2 separate regions of the Homo sapiens genome follow, and region 1 is linked to region 2. Evidence: chromatin loops called from intact Hi-C (ENCODE). Cell type or tissue: B cell. All regions are shown on one strand. Each heading gives the region's core, and the rest is flanking DNA. Links, peaks and the distances in the headings are about the cores only.

The links. A loop is a pair of places that touch in the nucleus more often than their neighbours do. Peaks named below come from ENCODE experiments on the same cell type or tissue, not always from the same donor. Only the 100,000 strongest peaks of a DNase experiment are listed, where the experiment ranks them.
Region 1: a loop joins it to region 2, with 12 times the contacts of the local background. A loop is called at or near these places in 12 of 110 quality-filtered maps.

The regions. Positions count from the first base shown.
Region 1 is chr2:71,154,683-71,160,050 of GRCh38, forward strand. No RefSeq gene overlaps it. Among named protein-coding and RNA genes, the nearest start is that of MPHOSPH10, 27 kb to the left of the region's middle. RefSeq lists silencers at 2,840-2,979, 2,902-3,063. In B cell, for the core only: a CTCF peak has its summit at 2,958 (motif pointing right); DNase peaks (open chromatin) are centred at 349 and 2,959; H3K27me3 peaks cover 548 bases.
Region 2 is chr2:71,275,074-71,280,441 of GRCh38, forward strand. LOC105374797 (a long non-coding RNA gene) reads right to left here and starts at 1,742. Exons shown (of 3, transcript XR_940233.2): 1 at 1,309-1,742; 2 at 1,102-1,211. RefSeq lists a silencer at 1,326-1,565 and an enhancer at 2,767-2,876. In B cell, for the core only: a CTCF peak has its summit at 2,633; DNase peaks (open chromatin) are centred at 1,478 and 2,698; H3K4me3 peaks cover 2,066 bases; H3K27me3 peaks cover 1,837 bases.

The DNA of each region.
Region 1 (5,368 bases), core at 149-5,148, 120 kb before region 2:
CTTATGGTCGTGCTGGAGACTCAGCTGAGCAGCCCCATTGGCTGCCTACCCAGTGGTCATCCCGCTCCCACCCTTATTTCTTCTTTGTAGACAAAACCTTGACTTCATTAAATGTTGGACACCTATGAACTTCATGGACTCTTCTGCAGCCTCCCTGCCATGTAATGGTAAATCTAAGTCAACCCTAGTAATTTCATTCCTCTGGCCAATGATCGCTTGGGGTGTGGCCATGAGCTGCCTCTTCGCCTGAGCCTGAGCCACAGCTACCCTCTGCACCTACCATGCTGACACGCTAGGCCAGGGAGAGCTCCATCTCAATGGAGATGAGCTGTGAGGGCCTCTGCTGGTGGCTGGGCAGATCAGGTAGTTGTAACGGGTTTTGTTCAGAAGGGAAGGTCGTCCATCAGCTTCTCCTCAGCATTGGCCATGCGGCAGTCCCTTGGGAAAACACACAGACCTGCTGGGCCCTTGTGCAACTGACCCCCATGGCAGCTGACAGGCACAAAGGGGAGAGTCGAGATGGCCAGGGACCACAGGTGCCCCAAGGGCTGGCTGAAGCAGTTCATGAAGGTGCTGGCAGGCCTGTCTCTCCTTGGGGACTTCAAGTGACATTCAAGAGAGAGCTCAGCTATCTCCTCCCATGCCATACCTCTTCCTCCTCCTCTTCCCTCGAGCAATAAATGGCATCCCACACTCTAGACATCTGGTACAAAACGGGGTGTCTCTTCCTGATCCCTCCCTTGGTTCATCCAAGTAACCACCAAGTCCTGTCTGTTCCCCCATCTCCACCGCTACAGCCATGTCCCTACCTCCCCAGTCCTGCCGTCCTTCTGGTCTCTCCACCCTCACTCTTCCCCTGTCATCCATGTACAATACAGTGCCAGACTGGTCTTTCTACAGCAAAATGGACTAAGGCCCTTCCCTACCCACAACTCTCGGAGCTGGAGGTGGAGTTAAAACTCACATGTTTTGGCTTGGCATTCAGAGCTCGTTCCCTCTTGGCACTGGCTTATCCAGAGCGCTCATAGTTTGGGTTTGGTGCAGAACTGGGTATGAGGTAGTGCTTTCCCTGAGAAGAAACAGGGCTGAGATGGGGGCATTTTCTGGGTTCAGAGTTAGACCTATGGAGTGCAAGGTTCCTCTGAGACACCAAATGAAGTGGTCCAGCTGGCAGCTGGCTCCTGGTCTGGAGCTTCAAGGAGAGGTCTCAGCTCAGAGCCACATTCAAAACCCAGCTTAAATGCAGCCTTCTGCAGGGAGCCCCTGGAGCTTCCACAGCCTCAGATCTGCCCCCTGCACACCCCAGATCTTTTGCCAAGTGGCGTTCGGGTCTTCATGTCATCTCTCTCCCATGTCTGGGAGTAAAGGTGAGGTGCGGGAAGTTGAGCTTTTGTACTGTGGTGTCTTCAGGGAGACTGTGTTAGGTAGAGGGGAGGCGGCTTGGAAAGAGGGAGACTCAGAGGAGAGTCAAGGACATCTGAGCAGGTGAGCCTGGGAGCAGGAAAAGGGATGAGAGTGAGCAGAGGAAACTACTGGGGCAGGAGAGCAGGTGGAAGGATCAGGGAATGAGGGGGGCTGGAGAGGTGGGGGTGGGGATCCTGGTGAGGGGCTGCCTGCCTCCCGCAAGGGCCAGTTCACCTGGTTGCCCCAAACCCCTCCCTCTGAGGGTGGGGCCAGAGGGCCCAGAGCATTGATCAACCCAATTGAGCAGGCCTGAGGTGGACTTGGGTGGGAGCTGGGCTGGACTCCTGGCCCTGGGGAGCAGCTGCCACCCTGCCTATTCCATCCACTTTCCAACTCGCTGCCTATTGGAGCAGATGCAATATTGGGTGCCTTGTGAAAGATGCTCCTAGTGCACTTGCTGCCTGCTGACCCTCCCCCCAAGACTGCTCCGAGCTCTCCAGAGGGGGGTCCTGTGGAGGCTTGGCCTAGATTCTGAGCCCTGCCTCTCATACCTGGGACCCCTCCCCCAGAGGCAGCTGCTTGAGTACCCTGGAAGCCAGTCTGTAGCCTCAGGCTAGAGCTGGGTCCCTCCCACAGCCTTTCTTTAGCTCATCTATTTGGACTGACTGCTCATTTCATAGAAAGGGGTGTGTCTTGCCCCAGCCCATCTGGCATATATAAGGCAGCTGTGGTGTCAGAATCCGCAGCTCCCATCCCCCAGCTCTGCAATACTAGAGGAGGCTGGATTCCACATCTCTGAAGTCCCACCGGACTGGTGCGATGGGGCTCACGAGTCCAGGGCTGCTCTGCAGGCTGTGGGGCTCACCTCCAGCTCGGAGCCCACCTGGTGTGCTCAAGTTGCTCACCTTTGGGCCTGTCCTGCCTCTCAGGCATTCAGCTGACCCCGAGGGACTCTCCCTCATCTTGACCACCAGTTACGGGCTCTAAGTTAGAGGTTCCCAGAACCTTAGACCATTTGGCCAAACCCTCCATTTCTCAGCTGGGGAAACTGAAACCAAAGAGGAGAAGCAACTTTCTCAAGGACCCCCAGCAAGTCAGAGGCAGAACTGGGTCTAGCAGCCTCCTCCCGACAGAGGGCCTCCCTGACCCCTGAGCCTTTACTGCCTCGTTAACTTCCCTATAAGGAGACTGCTCTGCCGAGGCTGGAAATGGAAATGCTCTCCGTGGCGGTGTGTGCCCGTGACTGCGCCCGTGTTTGTACTTGTGAGTGTGTATGGGGGTGGGGGTGAGGGATGGGAATAAACAGCAGGGATGCTGGGGGCTGGAATGCACTCTGCCTCACTCCAAAAAGGGGCGTGGGGGAGCCCAGCGCAGCACATGATTAGACTTTCCAATCTGCTGAATGCCTGTGAGGCCAGCTGGGCTCAGAAGACAAGGGACAGGCCTTTCTCCACAGATGGCAGGGGTGGCCCAGGACGGGTGAAAGCTTCTGCAGCAGCATTGGGGGTCACACCCCAGTCCATGGGCTGACAGTTAAGCAGAGAAGCCGCCACTAGGGGTCAGTCATGATCCAGCGATTCTGATGAGCGGGGCGGGGTACCACCAGCCTCTATCCAGGGTCTTGTCTTCCAGACCTCCTTGGGAAAAACTACTCCCTGGCAGAAAAGGGCTAATAATTTGAGAGGAAGCTTTCATGCACGTCCTTGTGAAGAGACCACCAAACAGGCTTTGTGTGAGCAACATGGCTGTTTATTTCACCTGGGTGCAGGTGGGCTGAGTCCGAAAAGAGAGTCAGTGAAGGGAGATGGATTATCATTAGTTCTTATAGGTTTTGGGATAGGCAGTGAAGTTAAGAGCAATGTTTTGCGGGCAGGGGTGGATCTCACAAAGTACATTCTCAAGGGTGAGGAGAATTACAGAGAACCTTCTTAAGGGTGGGGGAGATTACAAAGTACATTGATCAGTTAGGGTGGGGCAGGAACAAATCACAATGGTGGAATGTCATCAGTTAAGGCTATTTTTACTTCTTTTGTGGATCTTCAGTTACTTCAGGCCATCTGGTTGTATATGTGCAAGTCACAGGGGATGCGATGGCTTGGCTTGGGCTCAGAGGCCTGACATTCCTGCCTTCTTATATTAATAAGAAAAATAAAACAAAATAGTGTTGAAGTGTTAGGGCGGTGAAAATTTTTGGGGGGTGGTATGGAGAGAGAATGGGTGATGTTTCTCAGGGCTGCTTCAAGCGGGATTAGGGGTGGCGTGGGAGCCTAGAGTGGGAGAGATTAAGCTGAAGGGAGATCTTGTGGTAAGGGGTGATATTGTGGGGATGTTAGAAGAAACATTTGTCATATAGAATTATTGGTGATGGCCTGGATACGGTTTTGGATGAATTCAGAAACTAAATGGAATAAGAGAAGGAGAAAAACAGGTATAAAAGGTCTAAGAATTGGGAGGACCTAGGACATCTGATTAGAGAGTGCCTAAGGAGATTCAGCATAGTCCTGCCAGCAAAGATTATTTATTTACTTCCAGAGTTTAGAGTGGCAGTTTGGGGATAGCACCAGGAGATATCAGCTGTGATGGCTTGGAGAAACAGTGTAAACCAGCAGTGTAAACAAGAGCAGGGCATGTATGAGTAGTTGAGAACGGTGAATAGGAGTATGACTAGAGAGAAGATAGTAGGGATGACAAGTTTTTTGGGGTCACAGTCTAAGTTGGTCTGGTGTCGAATGAGACTGGGGCCTAATAAAAAGGAGCGTCTATACAGGAGCTCAAATGGGCTGCACCTTGTAGCATTCTGAGGACAGGTCTGACTTCTGAGAAGGGAAAGTGGTAAAAGTATTATCCAGTCCTTTTTAAGTTGGTGGCTGAGCTTGGTGAGGTGTGTTTTTAAAAGACCTTTAGTCTGTTCTACTTTTCTTGAAGACTGAGGACCGTAAGGGATATAAAGGTTTCACTGAGTACTAAGAGCCTGAAAAACTGCTTGGCTGATTTGACTAATAAAGGCTGGTCTTTTATCAGACTGTATAGAGGTGGGAAGGCTAAACTGAGGAATTATGTCTGACAGAAGAGAAGAAATGACTGCGGTGGCCTTCTCAGACCCTGTAGGACAGGTCTTTACTTATTCAGTGAAAGTGTCTAGTTAGACTAAGAGGTATTTTAGTTTCCTGATTCAGGGCATGTTGAGTAAAGCTAATTTGCCAGTCCTGGGTGGGGGCAAATCTTCAAGCTTGATGTGTAGGGAAGGGAGGGGGCCTGAATAATCCCTGAGGAGTAGTAGAATAGCAGATGGAACACTGAGAAGTTATTTCCTTGAGGATAGATTTCCACGATGGAAAGGAAATGAGAGGTTCTAAGAGGCGGGCTAGTGGCTTGTACTATAGCATAGCCTGCCTTTGCTGGTGTGTGGCGATTAGGCCTGGTGGAACTGCCATCAATAAATCAAGCGTGATCAGGGTGAGGAACAGAAAAGAAGGAAATATGGGGAAATCGGGTGAATATCAGGTGGATCAGAGAGATACAGTCATGGGGGTCAGGTGTGGTATCAGGAATAATGTGGGAGGCCAGATTGAAGTCCGGGCCAGGAACAATGGTAATTGTGGGACTTAACAAAGAGTGAGTACAGCTGAAGGAGCCAGGGAGCAGAAAGTATATGCATCAGGTATGAGGAAGAAAGTAGATTTCAGAAGTTATGAGAAATGCAGAGAGTGAGTTGAGCACAGTTCGTGATTTTTAGGGCCTCTAAAAGTATTAAAGCAGTGGCAGCCGCTGCACGGAGACATGATGGCTAGGCTAAAACAGTAAGGTCAAGTTGTTTGGACAGAAAGGCTACAGGGTGTGGTCCTGGCTCTTGTGTAAGAATTCTGACCACACTAACCATGCCTAGGAAGAAAAGGAGTTGTTGTTTTGTAAGGGATTGAGGTTTGGGAGATTAATCGGACATGATCAGAAGGGAGAGCACATG
Region 2 (5,368 bases), core at 295-5,294:
GGTGGGAATGTAAATTAGTTCAGCCATTGTGGAAGACAGTGTGGCAACTCCTCAAGGATCTAGAACCAGAAATACCATTTGACTCACAATCCCATTACTGGGTATATACCCAAAGGAATATAAGTCATTCTGCTATAAAGACACATGCACACGTATGTTTACTGCAGCATTATTTACAATAGCAAAGACATGGAACCAATCCAAATGCCTATCGATGATAGACCGGATAAAGAAAATGTGGTAACATATACACCATGGAATACTATGCAACCATAAAAAAGAATGAGATCATATCCTTTGCAGGGACATGGATGAAGCTGGAAGTCATCATCCTCAGCAAACTAACACAGGAACAGAAAACCAAGCACTGTATGTTCTCGCTCATAAGTGGGAGTTGAATATTGAGAACACATGGGCACAGGGAGGGGAACAACACACACTGGGATCTGTTGGGGGGGTGGGGGGCAAGGGGAGGGAGAGCATTAGGACAAATACCTAATGCATGCAGGGCTTAAAACCTAGACGATGGGTTGGTAGGTGCAGCAAACCACCATGGCACATGTATATCGATATAACAAACCTGCACGTTCTGCACATGTACTCCTGAACTTAAAAGTTGAAGAAAAAAAGAAAATGAACGTGCATTGTTCTCCATTGCGAATAACGGCCACCAGAATTCCAGGGTAACAAATCTCTTAGTTGTCCTCTGGCCGAAATCTCCTCGTGCCCCACACCCTGCCCCATATCACAACAAGGCTTTTTTTTTTTTTAAGACACCGGGCTGGAGTGAAGTGGTGCGATCATGGCTCATTGCAGCCTCCCGCCTCAGCCTCCTGCCTCAGCCTCCCAAGTTTTTCTCACTTTTTCCCTTGTTCCTTTTTCCGTGTTCCTTAAATCAGAAAATAGTTTCCTGTCACCTGTCTGGACTCCTCCCCGTGTGCCTGCTTTGCCAGGTTTAGGTGAGGTGGACACAGAAATAGCGAAGTTGTCCTCTGGGGTGTGTCCTAATCCAAAACAGGTTCATCCTGGGACCACAGGCAGGCGCCACCCCTACACGTTTTTTGACGTTGGAATGTGCCTTATGTGGGCTCCCCTAATTACCTGTTTTCATATCTGCTCATCCACCGGAATGACTGGGAGATCCTCTAAGTGGAAGCTTTTTCCTATTTCCATGTGTCCCCAAGCACTGTGGCTGGCCCTAAATAGGTGTTCTGTAAACAGCAGGCGAAGAAATTATTAGTCTTAAAAAGGACAGAAAGACTCCCGCAAAAGCAGCAGCGCGTGCCGAACACCTTAGGCCTCACAGACCTTCTATTTGAGGAATGTGCTCCCCCAATCCCAGACCGCTCCTGGTGGGGCGGGCGCGAGCGCAGGACCGCGGAGCCTGCTGCGTTGCTCGGCTGCAGGGGAGGAGCTGGGCCCCGCCCCCGGCTTCCCGCGCTCCGCGTCCATTGGCTGGCCTCGGGGGTGGGCGGGTCCCGCCGCACGGAGTCCTGCGCCTTGAGGCTCAAGCGGCGGCGTGCAAGGCGTGTGAGGCGCGTAGAGAGCCGCGCGCGCCGTCTGCGATGCCCCGGGACGGCGTTCCTGCCGGGAATACCACCCCGGCGGCAGCCCAGGCTGCCGCGCAGAGCCCGGATTCCGCGACTGCCGGGGCACCGCAGGTTTTGGACTCGCTGAAGCGGTGAGCTCTGCCTTTGCCCTATATGCCGCGCTCTCGCCCGTGCTCTGGGGCAGTTGGCAGTGGGTGGGCAGGAAGGGGCGGGCCGGCAGGGCGTCGCACGTTGGCGTCCCCGCGTCGCGGGAATGGGGTTCGGATTCCCCCCGTGAATGTCATTCCCCAGGCTACCGGTCTTTAGCGCTAAGTTGCATGGGCTGGTGTGCCAGTCGGTCAGCGAATAGCGGCAGAACGCCTGGCCGGGCCGGCGTTTTCCGGGACACTCGTTTCGGCCTCGCAGTGGCAGCGCCTCCTGCGAGCCTAGACCGGCTCAGTGGACGCGCCGCGCTGTGCACGCGGGTCTGGGGAGACGGCGGTTCTTGAATGATCCCTCACACTGCAGGGTATCTGGGAGCGGTGGATTGAGGGGGCACAACGTGGCTTCTGTGTCGGTGAAATCGCTTGGACCAGCTCCAGTTCTTTTTAAAGATTACTCTTGTAAAAAAAAAAATACATTGTAGAATTGCATAATATGCTCTATCTCATCCAAAAATAGTTTTTGATGTCAGAGTAGTCATATGAACGCAACATTGACCCCTTTACCCCCCTAAATAATAAATCTTGAGCTTCTTATTGTATGGTAATAGATTTCTTTCATGAGAGAAATTTCTCAGGGAGTTAATCCACTCTCTCTCCCCTACTGCAAGATCCCGCTGCAGTGGTCCTAAAAAAGAAAAAGAAAAAGAAATTTCTCATACTACAGAAGAATAAAGTAGCCACGCTCTGTGTTTTGAATCAATTTTCAAGGATTTTTTTTCCACTTTGCTTAGGCGTTCTTTCACCCACAACTACACCCCCAGGTTCCAGATTTTGGAATGGTGTAAATAACGCCCCCCGGCGCCCATCCACTTAGCGGAAGGAAAGTCAGCCACTAGGCTGCGGGCTCCGGGCTGTCCCCAGCGTGGGAGAGGCTGTCCTGCTGGCCCGGCTGTTTATTGCAGCGATTTGGATGTTCCAAGAGTCACAAGGGACACTGCTCACGTCCCCATCTAGGGGGTCACTTCATAGCAGCATCAGCTCTTTCTTTTCATCCTTCTTGCTTGAGTCTGCCTCCGGTCCTCTGGATGGAGCAGGCTACAACGGACGCTCGGAGTAATGAAGTGAATTGCTCTTTCTTGATACAAATGAATACTAGTGCTGTACTGCCTTCTCCCAATCTTTGTGGCGTTTGTGTGAGCTGCTGAGAGCAGGCAGTGGAGAGAATGATAGACATTTTGCAGAAGCGGAACGCTCTAGTGTTATGTCATCCTTCTTGGCTCTGGTTTCTAGGTCCAAGTTCTGGTGACATTGTTTCAGCTTGCTTTGCCCTTTCCCAGGCCCCTGGGTTAGTTTGAAGGGAAAGGAGTGCCTGTTTCTTACCCCATAAGGACTAGGAAAAGGGATTGCTGGCTTGAGAAAGAGGTGCTGTAAGTTATCCTCTGCGGCCAGAATTCTGAGGATTGGAAGATTATGGATTTTTTAAAAAATGAAGGCATATAGAGGAATGGTAGACTACTGTAATTATTCTTAATAGGATGTTGGGAAATACAAATGCTGACCTATTTTATTCAGTAATTAGGGGAAGCTTAAGTACTTTAAATGCACCCTTTTAAAATTGCCAGTGTTACTGTGAATTGTCTTGTAAAACCAAAAAGCACCCCCAATTTAGCCTTTCTGTAGATCTTTTACATATGCTTAAAGGATTTGGGTCGGGATTCTTAGTGTCTTTGTATTTAATTTTGTGTCTTCGAGGAAGGGGAGCTATGAAATGTAGTACTTCCATACCTTTTGCCTCTGGGGACGTTTTTTGGTGGCAAGGAAAACTTATTTAGTGCTGATTTACGGGAATAGAATGGTTTAAGGAATTTGTTGGAGATTGCTCGTTTAAAAAATGCCTTGGGTTCATTATGATTTGGTAAATTGTACGGTATTGCTATATTTCATCCAAAATAATTTTCCATTTCAGGGTAAACATTTGAATGTACATTGACACTTCTATTTCCTAAATAATAAGTTTTGACCTTTCTTATTTTGTTTTCGGTCATCAGTTTTGAAGGATTATTTTTTCCCAAATTTGCTTAGGTTTGCTTTCATCCACAACCACGTGCCCAGGTTCTAAATTTGGAATGGTGCTAATAGTGTCAAATGTGCAATTCTGGGTAGGTATATGTGGGTGGATGGGATGGCTTATAGGTTGTATTAAAATTTTATTTTTTTTCTCCGTTGAAATGTCAGCCCCACCAGAAACTATTAATATTATGACATTATCTCCTTCAAGAAATGGATGTGATGATAAAATGCTTTAGTAATTTTGAATATTATAATATTATGACCACTAACATTAAATGCTGTGATTTTTAAAAATGGCTTTCAATTAGAAGGTTTTGATAACTTGAGTCTTTCTGTCATCTCTCAGTAATGTGCCATTACTAAAATATTTTTCCCCCCCTCTCTCCAAGGCCTCAACATTTTCCTTACTGCATTCATGTAAGAGCTGTGGTTTTGGTATGAAGGTTAAATCCCCTCACTTCTGACTTACATGTGCAAAAATTTACAGTTTGAGATCTATACCAAGGTTCACTTGGGTAACAGGATTCACAGCTTGAATCAGTAAAGTATCTTGTTTCCCCTGCTTCTGGGCAGGTGGGATCTTTGGAGTATCATTTCTTTATTTTCGTTATTTCCCAAGTTTTTGAAAATATTTTAATTTTGATTAAGATAAAGAAATGACTTAAATTTTTTTAATAAAAATTATTTGGGTAGACGATAATTTCACAGGGTTAAAAATTAAAAAGTTTAAAAAGGTATACAATGTAAAGTCTCTATCTTTTGCCTGTTTCTCGGCTTCTCAATTCTCATTCTGACAAGTTGCATGCTGGGTAATCATTATTATTAGTTTATTACTTCACCTCCCAGGATATTTTATATGTATAAAAGTGAAAACAAGTTTACATTTCCCCTTCTTATATGTATTTGCAGTTTTCTTCCATTGCTTTTTCCACTTGAAAATGTATCTGAGAGATCTTTTCTTACCAATACAGAGAACATCCTCAATGAAAGGTGTTTTTTTTGTTTGTTTGTTTGTTTTTCCCCTGAAAAGTAATTAGCAAAGAAAGAGAATGAAAGAAAAGAGGATGGCCGTGCGGTGGTGGCTAATGCCTGTAATCTCAACACTTTGGGAGGTCTAGGTGGGCGGGTCACCTGAGGTAAGGCGTTCAAGACCAACCTGGCCAACACGGTGAAACCCCGTCTCTACTAAAAATACAAAAATTGGCTGGGCGTGGTAGTGCATGCCTGTAGTCCCAGCTACTCAGCTACTCGGGAGGCTGAGGCAGGAGAATCGTCTGAACCTGAGAGGTGGAGTTTGCAGTGAGCTGAGATCGCGCCAGTGTACTCCAGCCTGGGTGACAGAGTGAGTCTCTGTCTCAAAAAAAAGAGAAAACAGAAAAGATGGACCTTGAAGAGACAAAGAGTTTTCTTTGTGGTTGGGGTATTGGGTACAACACTCTTGCTGTGTGAAAAAGGAATCACTTAGAGTGCTTAAGCATGAGATAAGGGGTTGTAAAACCTTCTAGGCTAAATAATTAAATTATTTTAAAATTTTTACTTTAAAATCAAAGTAATACATGTACATGATTGAACAAATAAAGCAGTTCTTGAAGATTTACCACAAAA